2 separate regions of the Mus musculus genome follow, and region 2 is linked to region 1. Evidence: chromatin contacts called from ENCODE Hi-C or POLR2A ChIA-PET data. All regions are on one chromosome and are shown on one strand. Each heading gives the region's core, a stretch centred on a gene start or an enhancer-like site at or near the end of the contact. The rest is flanking DNA. Distances are from core to core; before and after follow the strand shown.

Region 1 (5,151 bases), core at 1,796-4,295:
CCTCGATGCACAACCCAGCCTGCCTTAGCCAATTTCAATCATAAAATCTTTTTTCTTCTTCTTCAAGACAGGGTTTCTCTGTGTAGCCTTGGTTATCCTGGAACTGACTCTGTAGACCAGTCTGGCCTGGAACTCAGAGATCCTTCTGCCTCTGCCTCTGATTGCTGGGATTAAAGGTATGTGGCACCATGCCTGGCTAAAATTCTTCTTTATATTGTAAACAATTTCCTTGAAGATGTACTCAGTAAGTGATGATTAGCACCAAATTTTGTGCTGGGCTAAGCATTAGACATGTGATAAATAAGACATCCTCCTACCAGAGCTGATGGCGAAAACTTGGAAGCCTGGCATCCCAACTACTGTCGGGAAGGAAGGGAACAGAAACTTTCACACATTCCTATGGGATTATAAATCAGTACAGACACTTTAGCAGAGCAATTTGGAAATACCTAAAAGTTTAAGACATACTTACCTTCCCCTCCTGACAGTGCTCCAAAGGGTTGAAATGAATATCACGGGCATGAATTTAAGGGAAATAATAGCAGAATAAGCTCAAAGAAAGGAAACAAAACAAAACAAAAGAGGTGAGTTAAAAGAAAGGAAGGCAGCAACCCACAGAGAAGGTTGACAAAGTTCAAAACTGACCTTTTAAAATGCCTCTAATACAATGGCCAGAGATGTAATCTAAATCAGGTGAGTGTTTGCCTACTGTGCACCAGGCCCTGAGTTCTCTCCCCAGCACTACCGGAAGCAGCCATGGTGACTGTCCTAGTTTGCTTTCTTGCTGCTTTGATAAACACTGTGACTTAAAGAAACTTGAAGAAGGAAAGGGTTTCTTTCAACTTACAACTCTCAAGTCCTCCTGAGGGAAGTTGGGGTAGAAGAAATTCAAGCAGACAGGAAAACAGAAACCACAGAGGAATGCCTGCTTGGTGATTGCTTCCTCTGTCTCATGCTGTTAGCTCTCTTCTTATCCACAGAAGTGGCATCAGCCACAGTAGGCGGGGTCCTTCCATATCAATCAAATTGATGCCCCATAGACAAGCCCACACAGGACAGTCTAATCAAGCAGAGTTGCCAGGCAAGGTTCCCTCTTCCTAGGTGACTCTGGGTTGTGTCACGTTGAGAGAAAGCTAACCAAGAGATTAGTGCAAAGCTGTAATTCTAGCACAAAAGAGATGAAGGCAAGAGGACTGGAAAATTCCAGAGCACTTGAAGCCAGTCTGGGATACATGTGATGCTATGGGGGAGGTAGATTAAAAATAAAATAAACACTATTATAAATTATTAAAGACGATCTTGCTGCTTTTCCTCAAGAATACCAAGTGACGAGGTAAACAAAATACAAAACAAGAAAACACACATTTCATAGTCTGGTGTGAGAGATCACATCTGTAATCTCAGCACGGGCCAGAGCTTTACAAGTGAGTTCTCCAACAGCTCGGGTCACAGAACGAAATCCTGTTTCACAAAATGAAAAGTCAAACAAACAGAAGACTCTTGCTCCTGGCGTCCTGCCTCAGACTGCTAGACATCCTATGATAGGTAATAAAGAGTTTAAATATGCAGACAATCTCAAGCCAACAAATGTGGAAACCGTGAGAAGTAGATAGAAGGAAGAAAAACCTTAAAATAAATTGAGTAATAGGCTATATTGTAAATAATGTACTCTGATCAATCTAGATTGATAAGTTCTACTAAATTTTCAGCAAAGAGAAAATCAGCAAATTTCAGCAAAGTGTGTGTGTGTGTGTGTACACAATATAGCTATATGCAATGTTTCCAGAAAAATGTAAAGAAAAGACAGGGAGCCATGGCTGAGTTCAAGGAGATCATTCTCGGGGACACGGGGAGTTTGGGGACAGCCTAGGACAGTCTTGGAAAGGGGGTATGGATGTTGAGCAGACAATTTTCCAAGCAAGAAGACCCCAGTTCAGATTCCCAACACCTGTGAGGCTGGCTGTGCCGGTGCACATCTGTTACCATGGCACCATGGGAATCAGAAACAAGAGGATGCCTGGGATTTACTGGCCTGGCCAGTCAGACTAGCTAAACTGGCAAGATCCCTGTTCAGTGTCTCAAAGATCTGAGAGAGAGAGAGAGAGAGAGAGAGAGAGAGAGAGAGAGAGAGAGAGAGAGAGAGAGAGAGAGAGAGAGTCACAGATACAAACACACATACACACACACACACACACACACACACACACACACACACACATATATACATGTTTGTAGTCCACATCTATCCTGTGCTAATGCCTGTAATCCCAGCACATTGGAGATAAAAGCAGGATCAGGAGAATCTGGAGTAAAAGCCACCTTTGGTCTAGCCTGAGCTACATAAGACACTGTCTCAACAAACAAACAAACAAACAAACAAACAAACAAACAAACAAACAAAAGGATTCACATCATCCAGAGGGTCATAAATTGTGACCTTATAAATTTTAGCTTGTTCAAGGAAAAACCCAGAGAAGAGCGGAGAGCCGCAGCCTAATCCTTCAGAGTCAGCTCAAGAACCGCTCCTTCCGGTGGTGAAAATTTGAGAAATTTGAAAATTATGAGACCAATATTGGTAATTCCCTAAGAGAGTCTACCAATCGTGCAGGCCAGGCCTCAGCCATCTGCCTACCCAGTTGGCTTAGTTTCTCTACCAACTGTTCCTTAGCCCACCCAGACTCTCCCAGGGAAGTTCAATTAAGCCGTGCCTTGATGGGATTTGTTTTTCCAGGTCAAGTTACTAGGCCTAGGTTTCTCTGTGTCCCCTGGGGTTAATTCTGAATTAAATCCTCATTAACTCTTTCTATAGAGTAACCTCAGTGCATCCCCTTCTCTTCCATCCTCCCCTAACCTCCATGTCAACACCAATTTCAGTTCCTAAGACTCGGGAGAAATATAGGGAGCGCAGACCACAAAACTTGTGGCCTCTGGGACGAGTCTGAACCTACTGGGCTGAAAGCAAAGGGGTAAGATGGGGAAGGCAGCTACCAGGGACTTCTGGGGGTCTTTAAAAATGTCTCACAGCAATGCTCCTTGCCTCTGCCATTCAAGGACAGGAAAGACATTCTGGCCTGGCTTCCCTTAGGGGAGCTGATGCGGAGTAGAGTCACTTGTGCTGTAAGTAGGAGGAACCTGTTGTCTCGGTTTTGTTGGCTTTGGGGTTCTATCTCCTCCTTCTGTATGGTTCCCTTTCAGGTAGCCTGGGCTGCGGGAGACCTGGCTATAACACAAACCCTGGTCCTAACTTGAACTGTACTGTGGAATATGCTCTTCTCTCCTGCTTGCTGCTTTTCACTCCTTTTCAACGTGAATCTATCAGCATCTTGCTCTTGAGACAGAGTGAAATTTGGAATAATGTTTATAGAATGACCAGTTGTTCTCTTGTTCTTACATTTTAAGTAGCAAACAACAGCTTGCGGCAAGCTTCCTTGGTTAGATGGCCTTTACTCTTTTGTGGGATGCGTAGGAATTCAGTTGGCAACTTTGCTTCCAGATGTGGAAAGAAGTTCTTCCTCGTTTCTTGGAAAGTTAAACGGGTCTATTTGATTCACAGATGGAGGTCAGAGCTGTTAAGAGATTAACACTGAGGATGTAAGCAACATTTTGCTGACTAGCCAAGTATCTCCCCTGCAACCCCCAGTTCTCTTTACCCTGCTTTGCCATTCCCTAGCAGTAAAACCATAAAAAGCATAGTATTCTCAGAAGAACTCCTTGGTGTCAACTTTGACCCAGAGTCACACTGGAATGCTGCTTTATATTTTCTTCAGAGTTGCTTGTAGGATCTGTGTTCAACCCATTCATACAGATCAAAATTTAGCACTTAGGAATCCATCTGTCTGATTAAATTAGTTCACTTTGTACTCATTACAGTAAAAGCCAATCACCCAAATGTCATTTATTGCAACCTGCCTTTGCCTTTATATGTGTTGAATATTTTTAGACTTGATACCCAGTTCGACTAAATGTCCATTAGATGGAAGCTTGAGTGATGCCTGCAACTGTGGCTGAGTCTGCTGTGTCTCAGTGACGTTGGATATTTGTTCCACTGTTTGCTTTGGAGAGGCGTGGGTGGCTGAATGGAGGACACATTAATGTCACGCTTGGTTTTCTTTGTTTGAGGGAGATCTTATGGACCAAGAGCATCTCAGCCCCAGCATCCAGTGCTCTGGTGGCGCTCATGCTGTCCCCAGAGGTCTCGTGTGTATTCTGAAGGTTTGCTCAGCCGACTCTCTTCGGTTCTGACTTGATTCTTTCCAGCAGGAAATTGCATCTGCCATCCAAGCCTCCTCCCTCCTTCTGCTTTAAAGTTGTGGAAGCTGCTGAGAAGATCACTGACTTCGGCCACACTTAGGGAGTTCACAACACCCTCCAAGTGAAAGGAATTGAGAGAGGCTGTTCCACAGCTCTGTCGATAGGGTACTTGCCTTGAAAGATTTTCGAATTCCCGGCCAATGCACCAAATAAAAGACCCCCGAAGTGAGACCCTTACTCAGACACTCAAGTCCCGGGACAGCCGCGTACCCAAGAAGACACTGAGACCATACATAAAATGTAGAAGGTAAGATTTAATAAGGCAGCAACATGAAAGCACACAGACCAGAGCTCTGGGGTCGAAATAAAGCAGCAACATGGAAGCACACAGAGCTCTGGGGTCGAAACTCATACACCTTAGCACAGGGTAGAGGAGTCTCGACAGTCAGCCAAAATTTTTCACAGGCTTATATAGTAAAACTCAAAGGGGGAGAACTGGGCAGGAAAAGTACAAGTTTACATCACTAGGGAGTTCTGCCAAAGGAATCTACGTAACTAAGGAGTCATGTCCTATCAAGGAACCTACGTAACTAAGGAGTACCTGGTTCATTTTGAGGTTGTTCCAGGAGGCCTTTATCTCAAAAATGTTCTTGGAACAGTTTTTAGTTGGGAGGGTTCGAACTTTAGGGTGAGGAGTTTTGGGGTGAAAAGTTTAGGAGTGTTCTGGGAACAATCTCTAGATGGGAGGGGGTGGGCTCCGAGGTAAAAAATTCATGTTCTTACAAGAGGCCAGTAATTTTTCATTCTTCATTCCCCACTTCTTCTTGTAAGTAATTCTAATCTTAGAATTTCAGAAGTCTATATCTCTATGTGGAGAATACTGCATTTACTCTATCTTTA
Region 2 (4,647 bases), core at 1,034-3,533, 37 kb after region 1:
CATTGAGCAGAACAGCTGCCTGCAGAAAAACAGTTCCCAATGCTGATTAAGCATTCCTGAAATTGGTCACTCAGTTCTTTTGGATATTTACCTAAACCCCACTGCTGAAGAGCCACTCTTGCTGTATCTGAACTTCTTTTATTCCCTCCTCCTTTGAAATTCTGGGAACCAAGTTCCAGGGCTTTGTGCTAAGACTACAAACCTTCCATCCTCCTTGTCCAGAGCCCCGGAGTGCTGAGAATACAGGTCCATGCCACCGTGCCCAGCTGTTTCATCTGCTTAAAAATCAGAAAGCAGGGTGGGGTCTGGAGAGATGGCTCAGCAGTGCAGAGCACTGGCTGCTCTTGCAGAGGACCTGGGTTCAATTGGCAGTACCCGCATGGCAGCTCACAACTGTCTGTAACTCCTGTTGCAGGGGATCTGACACCCTCACACAGACATACATGCAATTCAAATCACCAATGCACATCAAATAAAAATAAAATTATAAAAATAAAAAGGTGTAAAGAATAGAAAATAGAAGTTAGGGGTGTGGTGATGCATACCTTTAGTTTCAGAACTCAGGAGGCTGAGGCACGTAGATCTCTGAGTTTGAGGCCAGCCTGGTCTACAGAGTGAGTTCCAGGACAGCCAGGGCTACACAGAGAAACTCTGTCTCAAAAACCACAAACCAAACCAAACAAAAAACATTTTAAAATGAAACTACAAGTGGGGTACAGTGGCACGCAGTTGTATTCCCAATACTTGGGAAGTAGAAGCACAAAGATCAGGAGTTCATGGCTATCCTAAACTACCTAGCAAGTTCTGAAAGAGCCTGGGCTGCACAGCCACTGAAAAACAGAAGTATGATAGAAAACAACATCATTTGCTGTAGCTAGATTAAGAGACTCAACAAAAATAAAATACTGTTAGCTGAGCATGGCAGCACTGGCTTGCAATCCCAGGGGCTTAGGAGGTTGAGGCAGGGGGATCCCTAGTTCAAGGGCTGCTGGAGCTTTGCAGCAAATTCAACGACCACCTAAGCAAATTGAGATGCTCTCACAAAATGAATATTGTTAAATGAGGGGATATAGTGGGGTACTAAAGCTTGCCTGTAACACACAAAGCCCTGGGTTCAATTCCCACTATGGCAAATAATTAATAATTAATAATAAATACCATGTTAAAGTCAGCTGGATGTTAATATGTGCTAGAGGCTCCTTAACCCTTTAATACAGTTCCTTATGTTGTGGTGACTCCAACCTTAAAATTATTTTAATTACTACTTCATAACTGTGATTTTGTTACTGTTATGAATTATAATGCAAATATCTGTGTTTTCCGGTGGTCTTAGGCAACCCCTGTGAAAGGGTTATTAGGACCCCGTAGGGGTTCTTGACCCACAAGTTGAAACAGGCTACTAAAACACACTTTGTTAAAAGGCAGTTAGAATGCCTTGAAAAAAGCAATTAAGGACATGCTAGGACCAAACAGAGCCTTCCAAACCGAAACAGACAGAAAAAAGAATGCTTTCTCGCTGACTGAGGACCATTTCATGTTTTTGTACCTATACCTAAAATCATACTACGATAATACAGGTTCCTACACTCTGATAAATAGCAGATTGAGGCATTGTTGAAATGCACATACTATTCCTGTGTAGTGTGGCTCAATTAATTGGATCAACTATAACCAAAGCAGGGAGCACTGAACAAAATACATATACATGCTAGGTGCTGGCAATACAGCAGTAAACAAGAGATTATAGCTGTGTGGAGCTTACGTCTGAGTGGGGAAACCAGCCTTCAAGTAAATCAATAAAGAAATCTAAAGTCTTATATGATACATACTGTAAAGGAATTAAAGCATGGGGAAAGCCTAGAGAAGTAGCATTAAACAAAAAAAATTAGTAATCTAGAGCAATGTCCAGTAGAAACACAGTATAAGCCATAAATGTATAATTTTGTATTTTCTAATAGCTGCCTTAAAAGACTAACAATATTTAAAACTCGGTATAAAGTATTACTATTTCAACATCTAAAAATTTTTTTAAAGTTACTTTTGTGCAGTCTTTAAAATCTGGTAAATAGCTGTCACTGCACACATCAATTCCAACGCTAAATGTGGACCTAGTATTTATGTTTAACAGGAAAATATATGTTTACGTTACACTTAAATAGAAAACTCGGTTCCTCAGCACACAGGACCTGACTACCAGTGCTAGAATGTCTCTAGGCTATGGGGTAGCTAGCCCAAAGGACAGATGCCAAACACAGGAGTCCTCCAGGGCCAAAAGGAAGTTTGTTTCTCCCTAGAGAAATCACTGGGAGCCCTTAAGCGGACGATGAGGTCATAGGAAGGGCCTTCTTTGGCCACTGGAGGATGTTAACTCTAGAGGACAGGGTGGCTAAGGGAAAGAAGACAGTGAGTGGCCTAACCCAGGGGCAATGGATAACACGGATGGTGACAGGCTTCAAACCGGAAGGTTGTTTAAAATTGGGGCTAAGTGGGGCCTAAGAAAAGGGCCAGGTCAGAGCTAGGTAAGCTTGAAGATGAAGGCGATGTGCAGGTTGGGGTGGAGGGCAAGGACCCACTGGGATGCCCTGTGTGCATGAAAAAAAAGGGGGGCAGAGGTCTCTGGTCCTGGACCTCCACAGTACATGAGCATCGCAGGATGGCGTAGCCCGTTCAGTAGTCCTCAACGTCTCTCCTACAGAAAAAGGCTTCGATGAAGAAGGTGGCAAGGCCCCCGCCACCTTCGCCCTGCGTGGCCACCCGCGACAGCTGCAAGCCACCCGCACCCGCCTGCTGCGACCCGTGCGCCTCCTGCCAGTGCCGTTTCTTCGGCAGCGCCTGCACCTGTCGAGTACTCAACCCCAACTGCTGACGCAGCTTCTTCGCTGCGCGCGCAGCTTCGGGAACGGGTGATTGGGCGGGGCTTCAGGGTCCCGCGCTTCTAGGCTGAGGGGCGGGTCTCTGTGGGTGGGGCTTGTGGGTGGGCGTGGTCAGTGGTTGTGACTTGTGGGCGCTTTCAAAAAACCGGTTTTCTAGGAAACCTAGTGGAAGCTAAAATCAGAATACAATAATATTTTTAGGCTGCCGAGGAAGTGTGACTATTTCTTTTAAAAGCCGAAAGCTTCCGGCCGCTTTCCATTATAGAGTCTGGTCCTTGCGGATACCCCGCAGTCTGCGCACGCGCCAGCCACTCTTGCCCATAGGGAAACTACATAGCGCCTACAGCTGCTCGCGTGGTTGCTGTTGCTGCATCTTAGGGATGGGCACAATGTTGGCAGTTCCTTCCAGTCTGCCAGTGTCTAGGCTGCCTCCAAACTAAGGGAAAGAAGCCATTAGGGAACCACCTTCCAGTCTTTTCACCCATTCTCTTAAGCGGGAGCACAAAAATCTTAAGATGTTCAGAATTCCATTAGCAGTCTCAGCCGGGTGGGCGAGGGGAGGCGGGACCGTGCATTTGCAATGGCTTTCTAAATCCAAAAGGATTTGGGTTGAGGATTCCAGAACTTTTAAGAGGCTCTCAATCAAAGTCACCACCCAAACCCACTCCTCTTTTAGTCACAAGGGCACACGGATGTTTGGACCTGAGAGTTTTTCTTACGCCAGGCAGTAGTCCCAGCCTTTTTTTTTTTAATTCTAAAAATCTTGAGCTTAGACTCCCAAAGACACAAAATTTTAGATAGCCTTCCTCAATCTTCACCCTAGTTCCGTTGACCAGTAAGAAAGTGTGGGGGTTGGGAGTGGGGATGGGGCTGAAAAGCAGCAATCGAGCGAAATTATTAAGGACCAATTGCCAAAAATGTTCCAGACTGTTTCCTGAAGTCCCTCAGAGTCTCAGTCTGTAAGAAGCTGAGGTGTGGTGATGTAATTTTGAAAGAACTGCGCGAGGTAGAACACTCGCAGGAAGGAGTCAAGAGTTTGGGAAGCAGGGCTCGGTAAGGAAGGACCAGCAGGGAGGGGCAAATGGACGCCCTTTGAGACTAGAGGAAGGGCTATAGACAATGTCGTCTACTTGTGGAGGAGGCTATGGAGCTGTGCACATAGTGCTAGGAAGAAAGGCTGAGAAGAAAGTGTGCAGCACAGAGCTCCTTCCCTAGTCTAAGTTGCCCCTACTCTACCCCTGCAAATTACTACACTAGCAATACCAAAAGAAAACAAAAAGGCCTGACCACCCCCACCCCCAAAAAAGATTCCATAGAGAAGTTATCTTATCTCAGCACTGATAACTAGAGAGGGGGAGGGAGCAAGAGGGGTGTGTTTGTGTGTGTGTGTGTGTGTGTGTGTGTGTGTGTGTGTGTGTACAGTGAGGCATAAGGTCTGATACAGGATCAGTCTTTCAGGCCTTTGTGTCTGTTTGCCATTATTCTTTCAAATGCCTTAAACAGGCTGACAAGATGGCTCACAAGCATGCCAAGCCCCATGTAAAAGAGACTCCAGAGATGTCTAACTGCTACAATATACATGCACTCTCAAACACATCATACAAAAATATCTATGATAAATACAAATTTATTTATCTCCTTCAGATCCCCCTTCTTGCCTCCGACCTTCCCAAATAAAGACCCAGGTTGTGCCTTTGGTGGCATACTTACTAGTGTGGAAACAATGGAAGCCAACACCTTTACCGAACCACCACCTGGACAGGACACAAGAAAA

Evidence for each region. Hi-C counts contacts between places; a loop is a spot of excess contacts on that map. ChIA-PET counts read pairs that join two places held with the same protein, here RNA polymerase II (POLR2A).
Region 2: POLR2A ChIA-PET joins it to region 1 with 10 read pairs in embryonic stem cell. The contact joins the enhancer-like site here to the promoter of a in region 1. A Hi-C loop is called at or near these places in 1 of 37 maps with a recorded cell type or tissue (mouse trophoblast stem cell). POLR2A ChIA-PET finds 5 or more read pairs at or near these places in 2 of 5 experiments (both embryonic stem cell).

The regions. Positions count from the first base shown.
Region 1 is chr2:155,010,525-155,015,675 of GRCm38, forward strand. It overlaps a (nonagouti), which reads left to right and starts at 3,046. Exons shown (of 4, transcript NM_015770.3): 1 at 3,046-3,117.
Region 2 is chr2:155,047,933-155,052,579 of GRCm38, forward strand. a (nonagouti) reads left to right here. Exons shown (of 4, transcript NM_015770.3): 4 at 2,696-3,080. The coding sequence ends at 2,866. Among named protein-coding and RNA genes, the nearest start is that of Gm39965, 4.6 kb to the left of the region's middle. Within about 2 kb of position 2,284, at least 1 of the 3 ENCODE cell types and tissues checked has a DNase peak (open chromatin) inside an H3K27ac peak, as active enhancers do.